Regions from separate parts of the Homo sapiens genome. Here region 1 is linked to region 2. The links are chromatin loops, found by intact Hi-C in ENCODE. Cell type or tissue: sigmoid colon. All regions are shown on one strand. Links, peaks and the distances in the headings refer to the core of each region. The heading gives the core; the rest is flanking DNA.

Evidence for each region. Hi-C counts contacts between places; a loop is a spot of excess contacts. Peaks named below come from ENCODE experiments on the same cell type or tissue, not always from the same donor. Only the 100,000 strongest peaks of a DNase experiment are listed, where the experiment ranks them.
Region 1: it touches region 2 in a loop (1.9-fold over the local background); 2 of 110 quality-filtered maps call a loop at or near these places.

What each region holds. Positions count from the first base shown.
Region 1 is chr2:71,740,751-71,746,120 of GRCh38, reverse strand. LOC124907827 (a long non-coding RNA gene) reads right to left here. Exons shown (of 2, transcript XR_007086966.1): 2 at 2,340-3,417. Among named protein-coding and RNA genes, the nearest start is that of DYSF, 280 kb to the right of the region's middle. In sigmoid colon, for the core only: no CTCF peak of the experiment used is centred there; DNase peaks (open chromatin) are centred at 2,690 and 3,080.
Region 2 is chr2:71,662,844-71,668,213 of GRCh38, reverse strand. DYSF (dysferlin) reads right to left here. Exons shown (of 56, transcript NM_001130987.2): 46 at 3,776-3,946; 47 at 2,910-3,052; 48 at 699-838. Among named protein-coding and RNA genes, the nearest start is that of DYSF, 200 kb to the right of the region's middle. In sigmoid colon, for the core only: no CTCF peak of the experiment used is centred there; DNase peaks (open chromatin) are centred at 1,903 and 2,273.

The DNA of each region.
Region 1 (5,370 bases), core at 226-5,225, 78 kb before region 2:
TTACATGGCACAAGGCAGAAGAAGTGAACCCACATGCACTTCATATAGCAGCATGACTCCATTGGTAAGAGTGATGCCCTCATGACCTAAACAACTCCCATTAGGCCCCACCTCTTAATACTGTTACAATGGCAACTGAATTCCAACATGAGTTTTGAGGGGAATAAACATTCAAGCCCATTCAAGCAATGGGCAGTGGCAGCAGCTTAGGCTGAGACCTGGCTCAGGAGGGTCATGGTGGGGAGGTAATGTCCCTCTGGAACCTAAGGCTGAAGATTCCATGCCAAGGGCTACAGCCCAAGACATCAGCCTGAATAACCCCTCTAGGTTGAATCTAAGCCTCCCGGTCTCTCCCACCCTACAGAGGATGAGGCCTTCCACTCCCTGAGCTAAATATGGTGACACTTCAGCCCCAGCATTAATCGAGGTCCCAGGACTAGGGGGACATTCTTCCAGCTTCTGTCCCTCCTCTTCTCCCAGTCCACCTTCTCCCAGGTTCCCAGTGAACTTTCCCAGAGTTTATCTCCTCCAGGAAGTCCTCCCAAAGTGGATCCTCTTGATGCTGAAAACTTAAGTGGTGAAGACTCAAGAGTCAAGCACAGAGTTTGCCTCATATTTATCCAAACTTGTCTCTCTTCTGTTTATGGCCTTTAGCCGGGTGTGCTCTCCCTCCCTGATCAGTGAGCACCCTTAGCCCCACTGAGATGGATGAGCCTGTAGTAATTCCACTCTGGGTCCTTCTCAGCCCTTTCTGAGCCTGCGAGAAGTTGAAACAGGATCAGCGATGCACCTGGATGACCTGCTGACTTGAATAAGTCCCAAGAAGGTGATTCTAAGCCCTGGGATTCTGAGACCCAAACCTGTTATCACCAAGGCTGAGGTCTCTTTGTCCCTGCAATAGATTCTATGCCCCACATACTAGATGGGAGGCAGATAACTATCTGCAAAAATAAACAATAAACAGAACTGGAAAACAGTGAGGCTGGCAATACCTGGAGAGAGAGTTTGTAGGCAACACTGGCTGAATGAGAGGGAGCTTGAGCAGCCCAGGGCTCCTGAACATCAGGAGGAGGGGCAGTGGCAAGAGGAGACAGCTGAGGGAACTGCCGAGCATGAAAGGCTCACTAGTGAGCATGGACTGGGAGTCAGGAACCTGGGATTCTAGGGCTGCCTCTCACCAACACGGGGGACTGCAGGTCGAGCCCTTGCCTCCAAGGACCTCATCAGTACAGTGAAGATGTTGGTCCAAAGCACTCCTGTGACGCTTCTCAGGTCTGAGTGTCGCGATTTCATTCTGCTTCAATGCTCATGCTCTGTGATTGCAGTGCACATGGAAACACACCTGGGGGGATGCATTTCCAGCCTCGATATCTCAGAACCAGGACCCTGGAAACACAATAAATGTTCCTGACCTTCCTGCAGTGTCTGAAATGCCCAGCATAGATCAGGGTAGAAGAGTGAAGTTTCCCTAACAGCTGAGGTAGCAAAGATCAAACAGCTGACCCACGCACAGAGCTTCCATTAGTCCTCTGTGTGTAAGGCCAGTCATTAGTTAGGGCCAGAAGAAGGCAATGAAAATAGGGCACAGTTCAGAGCAGGGAAGCAGATGCAGCACACATTCCTGTCTGTGCCAAGAGCTGTCATGCAGGCAGGATTGATTCATCACTTCATTCATCTCTTCAGCCATTCATATCATTCACTCCTTGAGCTCTCCCCAGCTGTCATTTGCAGGCCAGGTTCTGTGCAGCCAGGAAGGATTAGATGAGTAAGATGGCCCCTGCCTGAAGGAGTGCATGGCCAGGGTGGGGACACAGATGAGTACGAGCAGTTAGGGGCCACCAAGGCTTCGGGAGGCTAAGGGAAGTGTCTGCATGGGCAGGGACTCTGAGGAAGGAGCATGCAGAAGGAGGCGCCAGCCCCTGGCCTTGAGCCGTGAACAAGAGAGAAGGAATAGCACCACCAGGCCTGCATTTGGGGTCTGAAGAGAGTGGACTTGAGCCAGAAGATCAGGGGAGGCCACCAAAGGGTTGGGAGTGCAATGTGCTCAGACCTATGCTATCGGGTGAAGGATGTCAGTGTCCTGAGCCAGGGCAGGGGTGGCAGGGGTGGGAGGGGTGGCAGGGGTGGGAGGGGTGGGGACCAAGGAAGAGAAGTTGGGGAGAGCAAAGGTCATTGCTGCAGGAAGTAGGGGTGATGTGGGGTATCAACCTAGACACACATTTTTCTGGCCTGAACAACTAGGGAGGTGGTGTTGACCACACACGAGTGGGTTTAGGGGGAGATGATGAGTTCAGCCTTCTCAGAACCACACACAGTTGTATTTTCTTCAAGCACAAAGGTTTTATCAACAGTCCACACGATTTATTGTTCCATCCATCTGCATCTATTATCCTTTAGATTCTGAGTCCTTTATAATCAGAGACAGAGAAGAGCACAGAGACAAGGGGAACAACCCAGAGGGAGAGACCAGCAGAGCCAACTTTTCTCTTCTCTTCTCTTTCCTTCTTCCCTTAGACCATGCCGCTCATGGCTGTGAGCTCATCCCATGGGCTTGCACGGTCCTGAGTCTACTCCCCCACCTCATTCTGACAGCGGTCCTGGAAGGTTTGTGAAATGGAGGCCTCAGGAGGAGTCGTAACTCGTCAGAGGTCACACTTCTCAGGCACTAAACGTTTCCTGATGTCAGTGGGGCCACCGAGACAGGCGGTTCTGCCTCCCCTGGTCGCCATCAAAAGTATCAGGGGCAGGGGATGGTGGAGTGGCCCCCAGGGCCTGGGAAACAGCAAGACTCCTCCTGGCCCATGGAACTGGGTGGCCAGGGGATGCCTCTGGTGGATGTAGCAGGGGTCTCCTCCCCACATGAAAGTTTGAGAATATGAAAAAAATGTCAGGTCTGAATTCCTGTGGAAGGGCCTCCTGACCTTCTCTACTGTGGTGTGGTTTGAGTTTCCTGGAAACCAAGCCCCCGACTAATGGTTCCACTCTCTTTTCTAATAAATACGTGGCCCTGGGCCCGGCTCCCTTCTCTGCTTTGTCATGAGGGACCCGTTATTTATGACTTGGAGATGAGTCACAGGCCTTGGCAAGGAGTTCACTGCTCTGGGCTCAGTGTATTTTTCCACTCAGTAGCAAGCGAAGGAGGGCGCTTGTAAATTCTCCTGTCGAAACGACTCCGTAGGTGTCTTCACAGGGATGCTCCTCCTAGCTTGGCCATAAATCTATTCCCTGTTGGACATTCCTGGTGGTCTTTCGTTGCTGCCCAGGAGAGTGGGTGGGGGCTCTTATGGACTCTGGACTCAGCTCCCATCCCAGCTCACAGGCCACACAAACAAAACTGCCATATCTTCTTTGGGGATTTTTCCAAGATACCTTGGGGCACAGTGAGTTGGGGAGATGGAGGGGTCAGGTCAGTGAGTCCTAGAGAAGAAAAAGGGTGGAACATGAGAAAAAAAGGCAACACGATATAGGGGCTTCTAGAACTCCCCATGACCCACAGAGCCCAGTCTGCATTCCCCAACTGGGCACTCCTGACTCTCTGTGTTAGGGCCAACCCTCACCTAGCCCAGGACTGTCCTGGACACCCTGTGTTTACTCCCTGCTTTGCTCCAGATCTTCTTCACACCTAAAATACCCTTCCCTCCCTCCCATCCACTCTCAGAGCCTCTACTCAAGGACTATGCTGTTATTCATCAGGCAGTGTTGTAGATAATTTCTTATTTCCTACTCATTTGTCTTATTTCCTCAAGTAGATTATGAGCTCCCGAGCAGGAAATCTCATGTCTCTTTTCATCAACTACATGATGACCACGGACTTTGGGGTGGGGGATTAGGGAAGAGGTGTCAAGAACTGTGAAGGAGCTCAGATTCTGTCCTTCTTGCAAGCCAGCAAGCTAGCTGCCACTGTTTCATGGATGCTGGCAGAAGACACAAGACTCCTGGGTCAGAGACAAAGGATAGTTCATTACTCACAAAAATAAGCAGTAACCAGAGAATCAACATTGGCACCAGTCCCGTGAATCCTAATTCCTACAGGGTAATGTAAAGAAGGCCAGGTGATGCCTGCACACACAGTGGGTTGCATTACAGGAGAGAAGGGATCTCTAGCTTAGGCATCCTGAATCTTTTATAATAGGCATAATAATGCCTAAATTTTGATCCAGAGGAAGGCCTTGTCTTTATTATATTGGATAGTAAACAAAGGTGTCCTTTGCTCCAGAGGGAGATACCTTTATCTTCTCAAACTATTAACTAAGCAAACAACCTTGAAAAGGTAGTCAGGAATAAAAGGAGCCTGTGCTTTTCCTGGCAAGATGTGCAGAAACATGACAGACCCATGGAAAACTGTCTCCCACAGGGCACTTCATTAATTTTTTTTATTCATCTCATAATGACCATCTCCAGCATTATCCAAAAACCTTGTCATAGCACACCAGCACAGTGATTCCTAACTCTGGATTGCACATCAGACTCTTGGTGAGGTTTAGGGCAAGGGTGGAGGATGTACCTTATTTGTAAAATCATATTGCAGCAAGCTCTCTTGGTCCCCTGTCCAAAGCCCCTCAATACTTCCTCCACAGACCAAAGACTGCCTGCTATACAAACCTGTGACTCTGCTTGTGCATGGGACAAGCCAGAACACTGGAGAATTAATGCTCCCAGAGGTAGCCCTCAGAAAAAGAAAGATGGGAAGATGGAAGATAAATATCCCAGCTTCCTTCCTCCTGGCTTGGAAAACTCTGTCTTCCATAGTTTCCCATAGATGGAGCCCCAGTTGCCCACATTGATAGCTACTTGATAATACTCCTTTTATCGGCTTCTTCTCTTCTTTGTCTCTCTTCTTCCCTCCCCCCGGTGCTTTGGGGGTTACTTTCCTGCTTGCATTTAAATCCTTGTCTCAGTGACTATTTCTAGGGATCCCACCTAAGATACTTAACTAGCATCATGATGCGCTATGTTTGAAAATGGATTTTACATTTCAGTCTTTAATCCATATTGAGTTGATTTTTGTATATGGTGTAAGGAAGAGGTACAGGTTCAATTTTCTGCATATGGCTAGCGAGTGTTTTCAGCACCATTTATTAAATAGGGAATCCTCTCCCCATTACTTGTTTTTGTCAGGTTTGTCGAAGATCAGATGGTTGTAGGTGTGAAGTCTTATTTCTGAGATCTCTATTCTGTTCCATTGGTCTATATGTCTGTTTTTGTACCAATAGCATGCTGTTTTGGTTACCGTACCTTTGTCGTATAGTTTGAAGTCAGGTAGTATGATGCCTCCATCTTTGTTCTTTCTGCTTAGGATTGTCTTGGCTACTCAGGCTCTTTTTTGCTTCCATATGAATTTTTAAATACTTTTTTTCTAATTCCGTGAAG
Region 2 (5,370 bases), core at 177-5,176:
AAACCACCTAGGTGGAGAGAGAGCTCAGTTCCAAACAACAGAGGTAATGTCCTCTGGCATTCACAAAGGCATCCTCATGGCTCACTTTGGCCTTTCTCTTTGCCTATAACCTTGTCTCCCCTTCTCCTCTTCCAAAACCCAGCTCTGAGCTCACCTCTTCCAGGAAGCCCTCCCTGTCACCATCCCAAGGCTGCTGTCTCTGTGGTCCCCGCCCTTCAGCGTGGGAGGATTCCCCTCCCACTGAGGACTGCTCTCTGTGGGTGGCTTTGTCATTTGGTCATAGGATGCCAGGGCCACCCTGGCTGCATACCCCACAGCCACCCAGCACAGGGCCGGGCATCTGAGACTGAGTCACTGACAGATAGTGGTTGGATGGGGGAATCCAACCTGAAGTCAGGCTGAAACAGAGAGGCTTCAGGATGACAAGGAGAGGTCGGAGGCCAGGCCTACAGGGGTGAGGGGAGAAGCTCAGCCTCGTTTCGCAGGCCCTGAGGGATGGAGGCAGCCAGAGGAAGCCAGGACCTAAAGATCCCCTCCCAGGCCAACCATGGCCGCACTCAGACTGTGAAGAAATGGGTCAAGGAAGGATTGACCAAATCTCAAGGGACCCACTGGCTCCTCTGGGATATCCATGTTGTCCCTGGGGTTGGGGCTTTCTGGAGTTCGAGGACTCTGGGACCCAAGGGTCAAGGTCCTACCTGCTCGATGTCTGGCTGCAGGGGGCTGTAGAGGGGCCGTGACTCCACGTGCTCCGGGACCAGGCCCTGCTGCTGAAGCACATGCAGAGCCAGACGCTCCTCCACTGGGCCCAGGTGTGGGTTTGGGATCCTGCCAGCCTCTGCCCCAGAGAGAAGACAAAAAAGTTGCAGGAGCTGGGGAAGCGAGAGATAATGGGGCTGCCCAGTGAACAGGCTGAGCAGGGCTGCCTAAGAGTCATAAGAAGCTCTAACCCCCGCAGCCTCACCCCCAGCACAGATGCACTTTTTCTGGTCCTCATGTCTCACTTTTGATAGGGGAAATCTTGCTGTCCACTAGCTCCAGGCTTAAAATCCAGATTCCCCATTGCCATCATTTCTACCAAGCCTGTTCTATAGTTTTTATTCCTATTTTCCACCATACAAATCCTCCTGTCTCCAAAGCCTACTTCTTCCAGGAAGCTCTCCCTGACTGCTCCCAACTCTAAGCCTCAGCAACCTTTACTCCTAGATTTGGCATCTTAGTGCTGTTAGTATTATGCTCTCGTTCACTTAAGTTGTTCTACTATTAGCAGTAGCTAAAATAATAGCAATAACAGCAAACACTTCCAGAGCAGGAACCACGTGCCACACACTGTTCTTCAAGCTATTAACATATTTAGTCTTCATGAGGATCCTAGAAGCTGAGTGCTGTTATTATCCCCATTTTATAGAAGAGAAATCTGAGGCACAGAGAAGCCACACAACTAGCAGCAGAGCAGCTGAGATCACATGCTCACTTAGGAAAGGTGCGTGACTAGGCATGAACCTAGGTGCCTGTCCCCAGGTGCGTCCCAGGTACAGCTCCTCCCTGCTAGGGAATGGGTCAAAAACTGGTGCTACAGGTGGGGAGAAGACATGGGGTATTCCTGACCCAGAGAAGCCTGGCCAACCATCCAACAACATGAACTTGGAGCCCACTATGTCAAAGGCCTTGGCTTTGGGAGCTGATGGTGGACACACACATCTGTACATGTACCCAGGTGTGCTCATGCACACCTATATGTACACACACATGTGTTCACCCATCAGACCTGCCCTGCCCATTTCAGTAGGGGCCTCAAAGGAAGAGGCATGCACCTCAGAAGGCACACAGGGCCAGGAACCTGGCTCTGCCCCTAGCTGGTTGGGTGACGTTGGGCAGGTCGTTCACCACTCTTGGTCTTACCAGCCTCATCTGTAAAAGCAGGCAGATGTTGGACCTCACCATCTCTAGCTTTCTGGCTTTTGTTTCCTATGACTTTATGACCATGAGCCATGGCCCTGTGCTAAAGTTGCTCACAGACTAGTAGAAGGAAATGAGACTCCCCCGAAAACAGATGCTCATTCTATGGGAAAAGGGAATGAAGGGGGGCAGGGCTGGGGGCGCCTTATGGCCGAGCCTGGCTCAGCCATGACCTGGGAGAGTCAGGAAAACAGAATGAGAAGGAGGAGGGGGTGGGGGATGGGGGCATCAAAGCCATCATTTCCCTTTTATAACCTTGGCACCAGCTCTGACATCAAACATCTCTGAAGCAACCAGGAGGCAAGGGGCCAGCTGGGCCTGTAAACACCTCTGGGGAGTCTGAGCTGCTCTGAGTGGGTGATGCAGGCCTGCGGGCATCTCAGACACACGGAGAGCATGTGGCGGGATTCTCAGCCAGGAGAGCTGGGCAGGACCCTGGGCAGGACTGGGGGCACTACAAGGCCTGCCTGCCTTGGGATCCTTTAGATGCATGGGCTGTCAGTGGGGAGCTTGGAAGATACCATCAGGGTCAAGCTGCCAGGCTGGTGCAATTCAAGTAGAAAACTGTTTCTGAGAAGTGGACTGTACCCCAAACTCCAACCAGAGTCAGACCAGCCAATGCCAGAAAGAGACTGAGCCTAACTCTGACCCTGACACTGGCTTCAGACTCACCTCTGATCTTGCCCTCGGATGGGCCCCAACCTGGCCTTGGACTGCACTCTGACCCTGGCTGTGCCCTGACCTCTAATTTTCACAGTGGCATCACAGGTCAGTACTGATCCTCAAAGTACCAAGTGCAAGTGGAGCCCATCTGTGCTGCCCTGGAGAGACCCACAGCCTGCTGCTGTGGGTTATGTCCGCTTGGGTCTTTTATGGTAGCAGAGGGTCTGATGAGAGAGGGAGGGATACAGCGAGAGCCCACCATGGTTTGGGGTCATGTGGCAGCTCACCTATCTCTTCAATGGAATATTCTTTATCCTGAAACATTACACGGTCTGTCCGGTACACAGGTGCCTTGACTCTATGCTGCTGGCAGAAGAGGTGGAGGAGCTGGGAGGGGCGGAGCTGGTCCCGCCACTGGTTCGGTCCAGAGCTGAGGAGCAAGCACAAGACATAGATGAGATGCTTCAAGGACACTCATGAGGGTAGAGGGGCATGCAGGGACTGGTGTACCCCCATGTACAGCATTGCCCACTCCTTGCTTTTACAGTGGGTGTCCCATCTGATTGCTCACCATGACTGGGCATCCCCATTTTACAGATGGAGAAATGGAGGCTCAGAGAGAAAAGGACTCATTTAAGTACGGAATTGCAACTTAAATGTTTTCAATTTCCAGAGTTAGATAATCAGACCCAGAGAAGACTTGAGATGGTGGGAAGAGGGGTGCAGTCCTCACATGCATTCCCCTGACATAAACCATCACAAAATTCCCCTTCGGGCCCAGTTGCAGCACACATGTCCTCTCATCTGTTTCCCCTGCTTCTTTCCTGCCTTCCTTCCCTCTCTCCCTTTCCAGGTACCTAGCCCTCTCTAGGCCTTCTATGTGCATTACAGATAACTGGATTATAACAATGTGATGAGCCAGGTTCTTGGTTCAAATCCTAATTCCACCACTTACAAGCAATAACATCTCTGGGCTTCAGTTTCTTCATCTGTGGAGTGGGGATAGGACTCCCATTGGACTCAATGAGAGAATGCCTAGGAAGTGCTAAGCCCAGGGCTGGCACACAGTAAGTGCTCAGTGGTGGTGTGTTGTCAGAGAAGACAGGGGTGGTGTGTTGTCAGAGAAGCAGGCAGCCAGCCCCCATCCACGTACACACAGTAGGTCTGTGGGAGTCCACAGCGAGCCCCAAACTTGGACAGCAGCCTGTTCTCCAGGTCGACGACCGTCTCACCGATCTTTTCGTCCTTGGAGAGGAGGTCATAGTCATAGAGAGTGATCTTTAGGTCCTTCTCCAGAGGCAGAGTGCAGGTCAGCTCGAACATCCTGCAGGAGGGGCAGATTCCCGATGTCAGCCAACACGGGGCACCCAAGGGACAGGCAGGGCAGGACAAGAGCTCGAAACTACCCCAGGGAGTCTTCTTTCCTTGGGCCCCCTACAGATCTTACAGGCCCAACCACCCACAGCACTGCTGTACTGGGCCTGAGTGTGTGTGTAGGGGGAAGGGGGACAGGACTTTCCCAAATAAACTGTGCTGGGCATAAGGCAAGTGCCTGCCTGATGGACCACAGACCGAAAGAATGAATTGGAAATGCACATTAAAACTGAAGCTTTGACCACGACACCAGGAGACAACAGATGCAAGAGATGTGAAACTCCAGAGCCAGGGGCCAGAGCTTTGGAATTTACCGACGACTGGTACCTCCAGTCCAGGGAGGACTCCCGGTAAATTGGGGGACTCCAATTTACCGACGACTGGTACTCCAGAGCAAGGGGCCAGAGCTTTGGAATTTACCGATGACTGGAAACTCCAGGCCTGGGACCTGCTTTCTGGACTCTTCACATCCACTTCTGGGATGGGATGGAGGGAGAATTTGTGAAAAGATTTCTCTGGCGAGAGCTCTTGCTGTATCTGAGAACTCCATCTACCATGTGCATCAAAGGGAGAGGTATTCTCCCTTCTCCCCCTAAAATGAGCTCCCTGCAGGTGAGAGACACAAGCCTGGCACCTGGTGCATGCTCAGGGAAACTTAAGCAACTTGTGGCATGGAGAAGGAGGGCAGGGGCCACATTTGGGAGGAGCTGCACTCTGGCCCATGCCTGGGCAAGGAACACAAGGACTTCCTGGGAGGAGAAGAAACCACTCTGAGGCCAGACTGGAACTGCTCTGAATCCTGCCCTGTGAGACCCCCAGAGGGTTGTAGCAGCGAGAGATTGTGGAGTTGACCATCTGAGAACCAGGGGCTGGGGACAGCAGCTAAAGGGACGCAGCATCTGCCATATCCCAGAAAGTGCAGTGGGAGGGCTCACGGGGGGCTCTCTGAGGAACCTCTGGAAAGCACCCACAGGAAAATAAGTCGGCTTTCAACATCCGTGGTCCAGAGAGTACCCGGATGACAGCGGTGGTGGGCACATGAGACGGGCCCTCTCCCCAGCCCAGACACTGCAGGAGTCAGAACCTCAGAGGTCAGCCAGAGCAGGAAGGGAGAAACACTGGACCAGGAAGGGAGGAAGGCAGGGCCCTTCCTTCCCTACACCACGCGCGTGCGCGCACACACACACACACACGTAAACATACACAAATATACACACACCACACACATATGCAGACACATGGACACAGACATACACACACAAATATGCACACACACACACATGCACATACGTGCACACATATACACACACAGGCACACAAATGTACTCACGTACACACACACACATACATGGACACAGACACACACACATACAC